Regions from separate parts of the Homo sapiens genome. Here region 1 is linked to region 2. A link is a loop called in an ENCODE intact Hi-C map of the cell type or tissue named here. Cell type or tissue: heart right ventricle. All regions are shown on one strand. Links, peaks and the distances in the headings refer to the core of each region. The heading gives the core; the rest is flanking DNA. Region 1 holds the start of KRTAP9-2 (keratin associated protein 9-2). Region 2 has its middle 3.7 kb from the start of KRTAP4-4.

What was found. Hi-C counts contacts between places; a loop is a spot of excess contacts. Peaks named below come from ENCODE experiments on the same cell type or tissue, not always from the same donor. Only the 100,000 strongest peaks of a DNase experiment are listed, where the experiment ranks them.
Region 1: it touches region 2 in a loop (7-fold over the local background); 2 of 110 quality-filtered maps call a loop at or near these places.

What each region holds. Positions count from the first base shown.
Region 1 is chr17:41,222,712-41,228,032 of GRCh38, forward strand. KRTAP9-2 (keratin associated protein 9-2) reads left to right here and starts at 3,937. Exons shown (of 1, transcript NM_031961.3): 1 at 3,937-4,941. The coding sequence starts at 3,944. The coding sequence ends at 4,468. In heart right ventricle, for the core only: no CTCF peak of the experiment used is centred there; no DNase peak of the experiment used is centred there; H3K27me3 peaks cover 1,159 bases.
Region 2 is chr17:41,161,723-41,167,120 of GRCh38, forward strand. No RefSeq gene overlaps it. Among named protein-coding and RNA genes, the nearest start is that of KRTAP4-4, 3.7 kb to the left of the region's middle. In heart right ventricle, for the core only: no CTCF peak of the experiment used is centred there; no DNase peak of the experiment used is centred there; H3K27me3 peaks cover 1,391 bases.

The DNA.
Region 1 (5,321 bases), core at 322-5,321, 61 kb after region 2:
CAGAGGCTGGAGAGGATGTGGAGAAATAGGCACATTTTTACACTGTTGGTGGGACTGTAAATTAGTTCAACCACTGTGGAAGACAGTGTGGCAATTCCTGAAGGATCTAGAACCAGAAATACCATTTGCCCCAGCAATCCCATTACTGAGTATATACCCAAATGATTATAAATCATTCTACTATAAAGGCACATGCACACATATGTTTATTGCAGCACTGTTTGCAATAGCAAAGACTTGGAACCAACACAAATGCCCATCAGTGATAGACTGGATAAAGAAAATGTGGCACATATACACCATGGAATACTATGTAGCCATAAAAAAAATGAGTTCATGTCCTTTGCAGGGACATGGATGAAGCTGGAAACCATTATTCTCAGCAAACTAACACAAGAACAGAAAACCAAACACTGCATGTTCTCACTCATAAGTGAGAGCTGAACAATGAGCACACATGGACACAGGGAGGGGAACATCACACACCAGGGCCTGTCAGGGAGTAGGGGGATACAGGAGGGATAGCATTAAGTGAAATACCTAATGTAGATGACGGGTTGATGGGTGCAGCAAACCACCATGGCACGTGTATACTTATGTAACAAATTTGCACGTTCTGCACATGTACCCCAGAACTTAAAGTATAATTTTTAAAAATAGGCCATATCAAATAGCCTAGATGTATAGTAAGCTATATGATCCAGGTTTAAGTACACTCTACAATGTTCACACAATGACAAAATTACCTAGTGGTTCATTTCTCAGAACCTATCCCCATTGTTAAATGACAATAACAGGATTCATGTTTTGGTAAAAATTAAAAACAAAATTTAACAAAAAAAAGAGAGCAAAAAGGAAAGATAAAACACAGCATGTGACAAAATATTTATACCATATCCACTCAATAAATGATAAACTCCTGATACATATATATCTTATATAAGTTTATAGAAAATAATCTCCACATTATCTATCTATCTATCTATCTATCTATCTATCTATCTATCTATCTATCTATACACTAGTCAGAACATACGTCCAAAATCTATAAAACACTAAGAAATTAACAACCATGAAGAAGTATGGGTAGAAGACTTGAACAGGCATCTTATGAAAAAGGAAAAAGGAACAACCAATGCCTATTAGACATTAGTCATCAAATAAATGCAAATCTAAAACATAAATACATACCAGTACAATTCAGAAGGTTCACAATATTAGGGTCAAGCAGGAGTCACTACTGGTTGTAAAATGTTGAAACACTGCTTTTTTCTTTCTACTAATGCTGATTATAAGTGTTTCCTATGACGTGGCAATTTCACTCCTACATATATTCCCAGAGGGAAGAATTTGAATGCCACATTCCCATATAAGAAATATTCATTTTCAAATCCTTACCAGACTAGAATAAATTTGGCTAGCTTCGAAGCCATTCATTCTTTTTAAGATGCCTGTGCATAACTTTGCTCTGTTTCTTTTTGTGTAACTTTGAAGTTCCAAGGGCAATCTAATCTTATTTTTCTATCCAAAGCCATCCCTCTGTAGGGTCTAAATAGTGATATTTCTTACATGTTAGTGTAAACTTTCACTTCATTCATTTCTGCCATAATATTTAAGAACCGATAATGATATTCTGTCATACACGTCTACTTATATTCTCAGGAAACTCAGTGTTTACTTTCCACTCTCTTCAAAAATCTACATGTAAAACTCAGTGCAATAGGCCTGTTGTTAGAGAGCTGCATGGGCTCTCATGTTTTATGTGTTTGTTAATCAAGTGATAATCTGATACCACTGTCTCGTTATTTGGGATCCACCAATCACACTTTCCCCCAGGTTCTCCTCAATGAATTTAACTGATACCTACATATGCTGATGTAATTTCCTCCTCCTATAATTTGAGTTGCAGATTAAAGACAATTCCTCACTCACGTTTTCTAGATTAACACAATATTGTTGTAGAAATGACTAAGTACAGATTTCAGATAATTGGGCTAGACTTCATTGTTTCTGTCAAAGTAGATAAGAAAGACTACAACTGGGCTACAAGTATCTCCTGGGAGTTCCCCCCATGGGGTGTGTGTGTTTGAAAGGGACCCATGGGATAGTCTAGTGCCCCTGTTGAAAAAAGAACTGTTGATCCCCAAGCCCACACTCTGCAATAGAACTGCTAGAGTATTTCATGGGGCATGAAATTGCCTTTAGAAAAACCAATACAGGGGGTCACATCAAGGTCAAATTGGGCACAGAAGGGTAGGAATTTTGCTATATTCGGAATTTCTTTACTTAGAGAAGGTAGAGGAAATAGAGTAAGAATAGGAGAATATATTTTTGGAATGCAATGATAGTAAATATCCTAAACAAAATATAAGTAAATAAAATCCAATGGCATATACATATGATCGTAACCACATGAATTGTTTTCAGAAATGCAAGACTGGGCTAATATTTGAACATTAATCAACTTTTAAAATAACACATTTTGGGAAGCCGAGGCAGGTGGATCTCTTGAGGTCAGGAGTTTGCGATCAGCTGGCCAACATGGTGAAACTCTGTCTCTATTAAAAATACAAAAGTTAGCTGGGCATGGTGGTGTGCTCCCATAGTCCCAGCTACTCAGGAGGCTGAGGCAAGAGAATCTCTTGAACCCGGGAGGTGGAGATTGCAGTGAGCCAAGATTGTACCACTGCACTCCAGCCTGGGTGACGAAGCAAGACTCTGTCTCAAAAAACATAGAATAAAACAACACTTACTGAAAAGGTAGAATAATCATAACATTATTTCAGCTTATAAAGAAAAAGCATTTTGTAAATTTCAGTACATTTTCAGTTTTCTGTCTCTCAGAAAATAAGGAATAGAACAAGACCTGTTGCTATGATGAAATGAATCTACAAAAAAGACAGAAAGCATCGTAATTAATTGTGAAATACTGAGAGTTCTCCTTTCTATCCAACGAATATAAAAAGATATACACTACACCATTCTATTAGACATTGCCCTGGAGGGTCTACCCCTGGACAAGGGCCAAAAAAAAAGCAAGATTAAAAATACTCTTATAAAGCGAAGAAAACTATTACTATTTTTTATGAGTCATGACTGCACATGTGCAATTTTCTGTCACACCAAAAAAAAATACAAAAAGTATTAGAATTAACAAGCTAGGACCAGAACTCAGCTTGATTTGCCCGAATCTAGAGCACTTACGTCACAGAGAGTCCCATGCTGGTAAACCCTTCAGTCCCAGGCAAATCAGGGTAAATGGCAACACCATCACAGAGACACTCGATGCTTTCTGAATCCCAGTGGACTCCTTTTTCTACCCACCTGCTTTGGTCTAGCTCTGCATTTTGGAATACATTGTGCCAAACACCCTTTCCCTAGTGAGTGTAATAGAACTGGAAGACACAGGTGGAATAGTTTGTAGCGAGAAAGATGCTTGTTACTCTTGAATCAGACTTTTGTGGGTAAATAGGCTTGGTGCCGGGCACGGATTCAATGCATCACTGTGAACATAACAGCATCACGCGACTGCCCACAGACATTTCCCAGTCTACATACAGTCAACCATGAGGCTGGACAGAGAGAACTATCTGCTTCCCGGATCACCAGGAACTATCACATGACCAGATGATGGTCAGAGCAGGAATGATGCTGGTGATGAGACTGCCTTCCTTTTATCTGAAACAAAGTTTTTATGAGTAATTCTCAATTAAGAAACAGATTAAACCCTTACTTTCAAAAGATTCATAAGATTTCAGAAACAACTTCCCCTTTGACAATCGCAAAGGGAGTATGGAAAACAGTGTAAACAACAACAAGGAAAAGTCCTGCTGATTGGTGGAAACTTTGGAGGCCAGATGTATAAAAGGTCCAGATTGCAAGGGGTCATCAGATTCTGGGAAACTCACCTCTGAACAGAAGCCCACCCTCCACCCCTGACACCATGACCCACTGTTGCTCCCCTTGCTGTCAGCCTACCTGCTGCAGGACCACCTGCTGCAGGACCACCTGCTGGAAGCCCACCACTGTGACCACCTGCAGCAGCACACCCTGCTGCCAGCCCGCCTGCTGTGTGTCCAGCTGCTGCCAGCCTTGCTGCCGCCCAACTTGCTGTCAAAACACCTGCTGTAGGACCACCTGCTGCCAGCCCACCTGTGTGACCAGCTGCTGCCAGCCTTCCTGCTGCAGCACACCCTGCTGCCAGCCCACCTGCTGTGGGTCCAGCTGCTGTGGCCAAACCAGCTGTGGGTCCAGCTGTGGCCAGAGCAGCTCCTGTGCACCTGTGTACTGCAGAAGAACCTGCTACTACCCCACGACTGTCTGCCTGCCTGGTTGCCTAAACCAGAGCTGTGGCTCCAACTGCTGCCAGCCCTGCTGCCGCCCAGCCTGCTGTGAGACCACCTGCTGCAGGACCACTTGCTTCCAGCCCACCTGTGTGTCCAGCTGCTGCCAGCCTTCTTGCTGCTGATCACGTTCCAAGAGAACCACCATCCTCACACAACAAATTTCTGCTCAACTGACTCATCTTTTGGGGGACTAATTTAATTTGCTGCTGACAGCCACCATGCTCTCACCCAAATTTTTATGAATTCTCTACATGTTTAAAATCTTGGAAATCTGCTTGAGGGAGGGCAGAATACTTCATCCTGATTCTCTTTTTCCTTACACCTTGTGGATCATGTGCCAGCTTCATCTGTTCTCAAGTTTGAGTCATGGTCTCAGCTTTGACTCTAAAGTCAAGAGCTTCATTCCCTGCTTCTAAGGAATTTAGGTTTCTGCAACTGATCGATGATCTTTGCAATCTTTTTTTTGTTTTCAATATCCTCCTCATCGTTCTTGTATCCTTCTTTCTTCTTTTCATGATAAATTTGTGTTGTGTCCCTGGTAGCAGAAATCCTTACCTATATGTTTCTGAATAAATTCTGAACCATCCTCATCTCATATAGTGTTTTGTTTTATTTGAAAGCACTCCTGATATGGGATTTACACACATATCACATACCATAGTTATTATCCAATTTGATTCTCAAAACAGGTGGTCATGCATTATTACCTTCATTTTTCACCTGAAAAAAAATTAATATGTGATGTTATGTAGCTAATAAAGGACAGATTCTGATCCAAGCTGAGGTCCTCTCTTTCTGCCCAAGGACACTTACATTTAACTCTCAACATAGTAGAAATGACATTGGAAGTCAGCACTAGCAAGACATGCACTTGAGTTTATTTAACAATGAGAGAAATAATCTCTCATATTTGCAAATAATATTTTTATTCACAAAAAAATCCCAAATTATTTTTTCCCACACCTCAGTGAGCAA
Region 2 (5,398 bases), core at 264-5,263:
TACACACATACACACACATATATGTGTGTGTATGTATGTGTGTGTATGTGTGCGTGTGTGTGTGTATATATATATATATATATATATATACACACACACACGCACACATACACACACATTATGTCTGACCTTGGGTGATTTTAATTCTTCTAGGCCCATAATTTTCTTTTGATGTATATGTATATATATATATACACTCACACACACACAGGTTTGGGGGAATATATATATTCTGCCAAAGGACCTTAGGAATATATATATATATTATACATATATAGATGGGTAGATAGAGAACCTTATATATAGGTAATATAGGAATATATATATTTACATATTTATGAATATATAATATATATTCTTCATATATGTTTGTATTTAATAGTATGTATAAATATATATATAATATATACAATAACATATTTAGAAATATATATATTTATATATATATGTATTTACCTTTATCTCCTAAGGCCCTTTACCTTAGGAATATTATGCACACACACACACACACACACTCAAACACACACACACACACACTCCCCCAAACCTGGATGTTAAAGAAACCCAAGGAAGAAGGCAGAAACTTCCTGTCTTTGTGCCACCCTCCACTTTGGGATGCTCTTGGGTTAGCAATTTCTGTTTGGACTGGTCTCTCTGAGGATACTATGGACACCCCAACTCTGCTGAGGGTCTTTCCATAAAACATGCTCATCTAAATATTTGGGGGCCATGAAGGTAAGAAAAAGTGAATATGCCAAATGGCAGAACCATGTTTCCAAAACTACAGAAATACTCTCACAAGGAATCAAACCTAACAAGATGAAATATCAGAACCAATTGTAGATCAAATGAGTGGTTATTAATGCAGCATGGCAAACGAGATTGGGGAGGAGTGAATATATCTAAATTTACTGGGAGTATTTATTTAACTATACACACACCCTAAGGTTGTGTCCCCTCTTAGCATCCCTTCACCAGATAGAATATTACAAGTTGAGGACATCTTATCTGAAAATCTGAAATCTGAAATTCTCCAAAACCCAAACCTTTTTGAGTACCTATATGATGCTCAAAGAAAATGCCCAATAGAACATTTAGGATTTCATGTTTTTGCATTAGGGATGCTCAACAAGTATAATGCGAATATTCCAACTCTGAAAAAACTTGACATTTGAAACACTTCTGGTGCCAAGCATTTCAGATATGGGGTACTCAACCTGGATCACCACAATGAGCTCTATTACTGCAGGCATGCAGTAGAAAGGCAGGTTGAGAACTTCTCGTCTAGAAACAACCACTGTATGTGTATAAGAAGACCTTGAAGCAGTTTATGATGAGGATTACTTAGGTGTGTCACACTTTAGTAACCTCAGTATTAGTTCACACTTACTGCCAACCACTTACTGCCACTAACACTGTGTTAACTCCTGCATGCAAACTTGAAACATTCATGAAAGTGGAACATTTACTAAGGTAGATGAGGCATTTCTAATCCTCCAAGAGTGTTCAGAACACATCTGGAAAATGCATTTCAATCCAGGCTAGAAGGATAAAGATAAATTGGGGTTTATGAAAAGCAAAGTTGCTGTGAGGGTGGCATTATGATCAATGAGGAACAAATGGAAACACTTTGGAAATGTAACCTAAAAAGGAGAAAAGTGGAACAAAGCAATGGCAGTGCAGCCTGAAGGGGCTCTGTATGAGAATGGACTTCCTCAGATGGCTGCCATGGGCTGATATAGGATAGGGAAGATAGGATGTTCCTAGGGAGAAACAAAATCTGACACAACATGAGGAAGGTGCTTTATGAAATGGCTGCCTCTAGAGATAATCAGGGGAGGGGGTTTCAGTGTGAGCTGGTGTTTCTGACTGAGGCACATGCAAGAGCCAGATGGAGGGAATTGGATGAAATTACTTTGAGCTTCCCTCTCTGCACTCAGGTCCATGTAAGTCTAATAAGTGGAATATAATGTTATACTGTTAACCAGTTTCTACTGCTGCCCTGGTCCTGATTTCCAGGCTTACACAACCAGGATGATAACAATCTGGCTCCTGAGTGGGCCCCTGCTTCAGCACTGGCTGGTGTTCTGAGTCTGCACTGGCTCTGATGCACCCAGACACAGCATCGTATTGAGGTCCTGAGCCTTTGTCCTCAGTCAGAATGAACAGAAGCAGGTTCCAAGCTGTTACGGGGTTAAAACCCTGGTGAGCCCGTTTATGGTGTATGAGAACAACTCTAAGATTTCCTCGAGAACTTGAATTATGGGAAAAGAATCACATCCTTGAAGAACCCTGATGACTGGTACCTACCGATGACTCAGTGGAGATCACTTTTATTTACATGAATTGACTATTTTTTTTCTTTGTAAGGTGAGCGTGTGTGTTTTGCTTAATGTAAATTTGCATTATGTTTAGAAATCTCTCACGATTTCTTCTAGTACTTCAGCACTTTCATTTTTCCCCAGCTTTATTGAGGTAGAGTTGGCAAATAAAATTTTATGTATATCAAGGGTACAACATGATGCCTTGATATGTATATATTGTGAGATGATTATCACAACCAAGTTAGTTAATACCTATCACCTCACGTAGTTATTGTTTCCTGTGTGTGTAATGAGAACAATTAAGATCTACTTTTTCAGAAAATTTCAAGTACTCAATACAGTATTATTAACTATAATCACCATGCTAGTTACTAGATCCCTAGAATTTAGTACCAATGTCAGATTTTGGGATTTGACATGTACTATGATCCTATGAGAAGCAACCACTGAGGGAAACTGAGTGAAGGGTACAGGGAACTTTGTCTTATTCAACTTCATGTTAATCTATAGTTATTTCAAAATCTATCGTTATTTACAAAAGTAAAAAAAAAAGAGGCTAATTGGTAGTAAAAGACAGCATGCTTTTTTTTTGGATATTTTCATATATTTATTCTTATTTTTCATGTGTCTATGTTTAACTACATGGGATTTTTTTTTCGATGTGTGGATATGTATATAGGAAAATTCAGAGATTATTCTTTTTAAGATTGGGTAATTGGCCAGTTTGTGAGCATTTACAGTGTTTTAAATAACTTTTATCTTTCAATTAGAAACACACATCAGGCATATCATACACTCTGTCATCATTTTTCCAATAGTTATACATGTACTTTATTTTCCTTATCTTATTGAGTAGTTCATAAGACTTTTGTTTAAAATACTTTCTGTAAAACTCGGAGACAATAAGGTGGGGCTCTGCATTTATGTTCTTGTTGAGTTCTTAGTAGTCCGAATCTTATGCAATTCACCAACTATATTTCTACAAGCAATGTAAATTGGGAAAAAAATCGGGTACTGAAATATTTATTTTTATAAATGAGCTAAACTTAAAAATGATCCAAAGGGTAAGTTCACAGCAAGCATTCATTTCTTTTCCCTCCATGTAATTTGCATGCAAGTCAGGCATTTTCACATATTTTTATAAATCTTTTTCTTGATTTGTTCTCCTTCTTACAATAATTTTAATACACAATTATTTTTACTCTAGTTAATGGGATTTTTTAAGTGCCCTGAATTCCATTTCAGAACTATGAAGGGAATTAAATATTTATGTTACATGGATAATAGTATTCAATATTCATCAAAGCATGCAAAATAAGCAATTAAGAATATGCAACTGTATCCCATTATGAACATATCCTTGATACGCCTTCCAAACTTAAATTCCAAATTCTTTCTGCTATTCAGCTAGAAGTTTTTGCTAATATTTTCTTCATGGAAAATTGTATTTTCTGCATTGATTAATAATTAATAACAAAAAAATTTCCATTTTTTGAAATAGCCTATTTCTTATTAATTTTTTAATCATTCAATTACCCCCCAGCTTATACAAAGAATTATATAGTAATTATTTTTTAACAGTTAACAAGTCACAGTAGGTTTGGGTTATAACGAACATACTGTGGCTTACAAGATAATATGGAATAGTGGCTAACCCATGAATATAGTGAGAAAACTTTTTAAAAGTTATATTGGAGTAATCCCTTAGCTAATAATTATTATTGTAGTTTAGCTATTTGGCTATGACAAACTAATACTAGTTGCACCTCACTTGAAAATATATGATAGCAACTTAGTACATGGTATTGTACATATCTTCACTTGGTTAAACAACTTTTAGAGGATATGCTTAGTGATTTATATTTCAACTCTAAATTGTTAGTTTTCTTTTTTTTTATTATACTTTAAGTTTTAGGGTACATGTGCACATTGTGCAGGTTAGTTACATATGTATACATGTGCCATGCTGGTGCGCTGCACCCACTAACTCGTCATCTAGCGTTAGGTATATCTCCCAATGCTATCCCTCCCCCCTCCCCCCACCCCACAACAGTCCCCAGGTGTGATATTCCCCTACCTGTGTCCATGTGATCTCATTGTTCAATTCCCACCTATGAGTGAGAACATGCAGTGTTTGGTTTTTTGTTCTTGCGATAGTTTACTGAGAATGATGATTTCCAATTTCATCCATGTCCCTACAAAGGACATGAACTCATCATTTTTTATGGCCGCATAGTATTCCATGGTGTATATGTGCCACATTTTCTTAATCCAGTCTATCATTGTTGGACATTTGGGTTGGTTCCAAGTCTTTGCTATTGTGAATAGTGCCACAATAAACATGAGTGTGCATGTGTCTTTATAGCAACATGATTTATACTCCTTTGGGTATATACCCAGTAATGGGATGGCTGGGTCAAATGGTATTTCCAGTTCTAGATCCCTGAGGAATCGCCACACTGACTTCCACAATGGTTGAACTAGTTTACAGTCCCACCAACAGTGTAAAAGTGTTCCTATTTCTCCACATCCTCTCCAGCACCTGTTGTTTCCTGACTTTTTAATGATTGCCATTCTAACTGGTGTGAGATGGCATCTCATTGTGGTTTTGATTTGCATTTCTCTGATGGCCAGTGATGATGAGAGAGCATGCTTTTATTTGTCAACCAGGCACCTTTATCTCATTGACATTTTATGATTACCTTCATGTGTTTTTGAGTTATTATGATCCCTTCTTAAGAGAAAAGTAATCCTAGGTTGACAGAGTTTAAATGCCATGTCTAAGATCATAGGTGGCATGCAGTACAGTCAGAATTCAGCCTCAACTCTGTATAATTCTCAAGTCCACAGAATATACTCTACATTGAGCTGCTTCTGTTTAAATTAGTTTAAATCACATCATGGGATGCAGCTTATTGAAGACAGTTTTTTTGTGCTGGCAGTTATATTCCACAGCTTTCATGTTATATGTGTTAGGTTCAAAAATGTCTCTTAAATTCTTCTCCTGTTTCTACTATGAGACTGAATTCTGGCTTGGATAAAATCTAATTGGAGAATGCCAATTTAATGTTTTA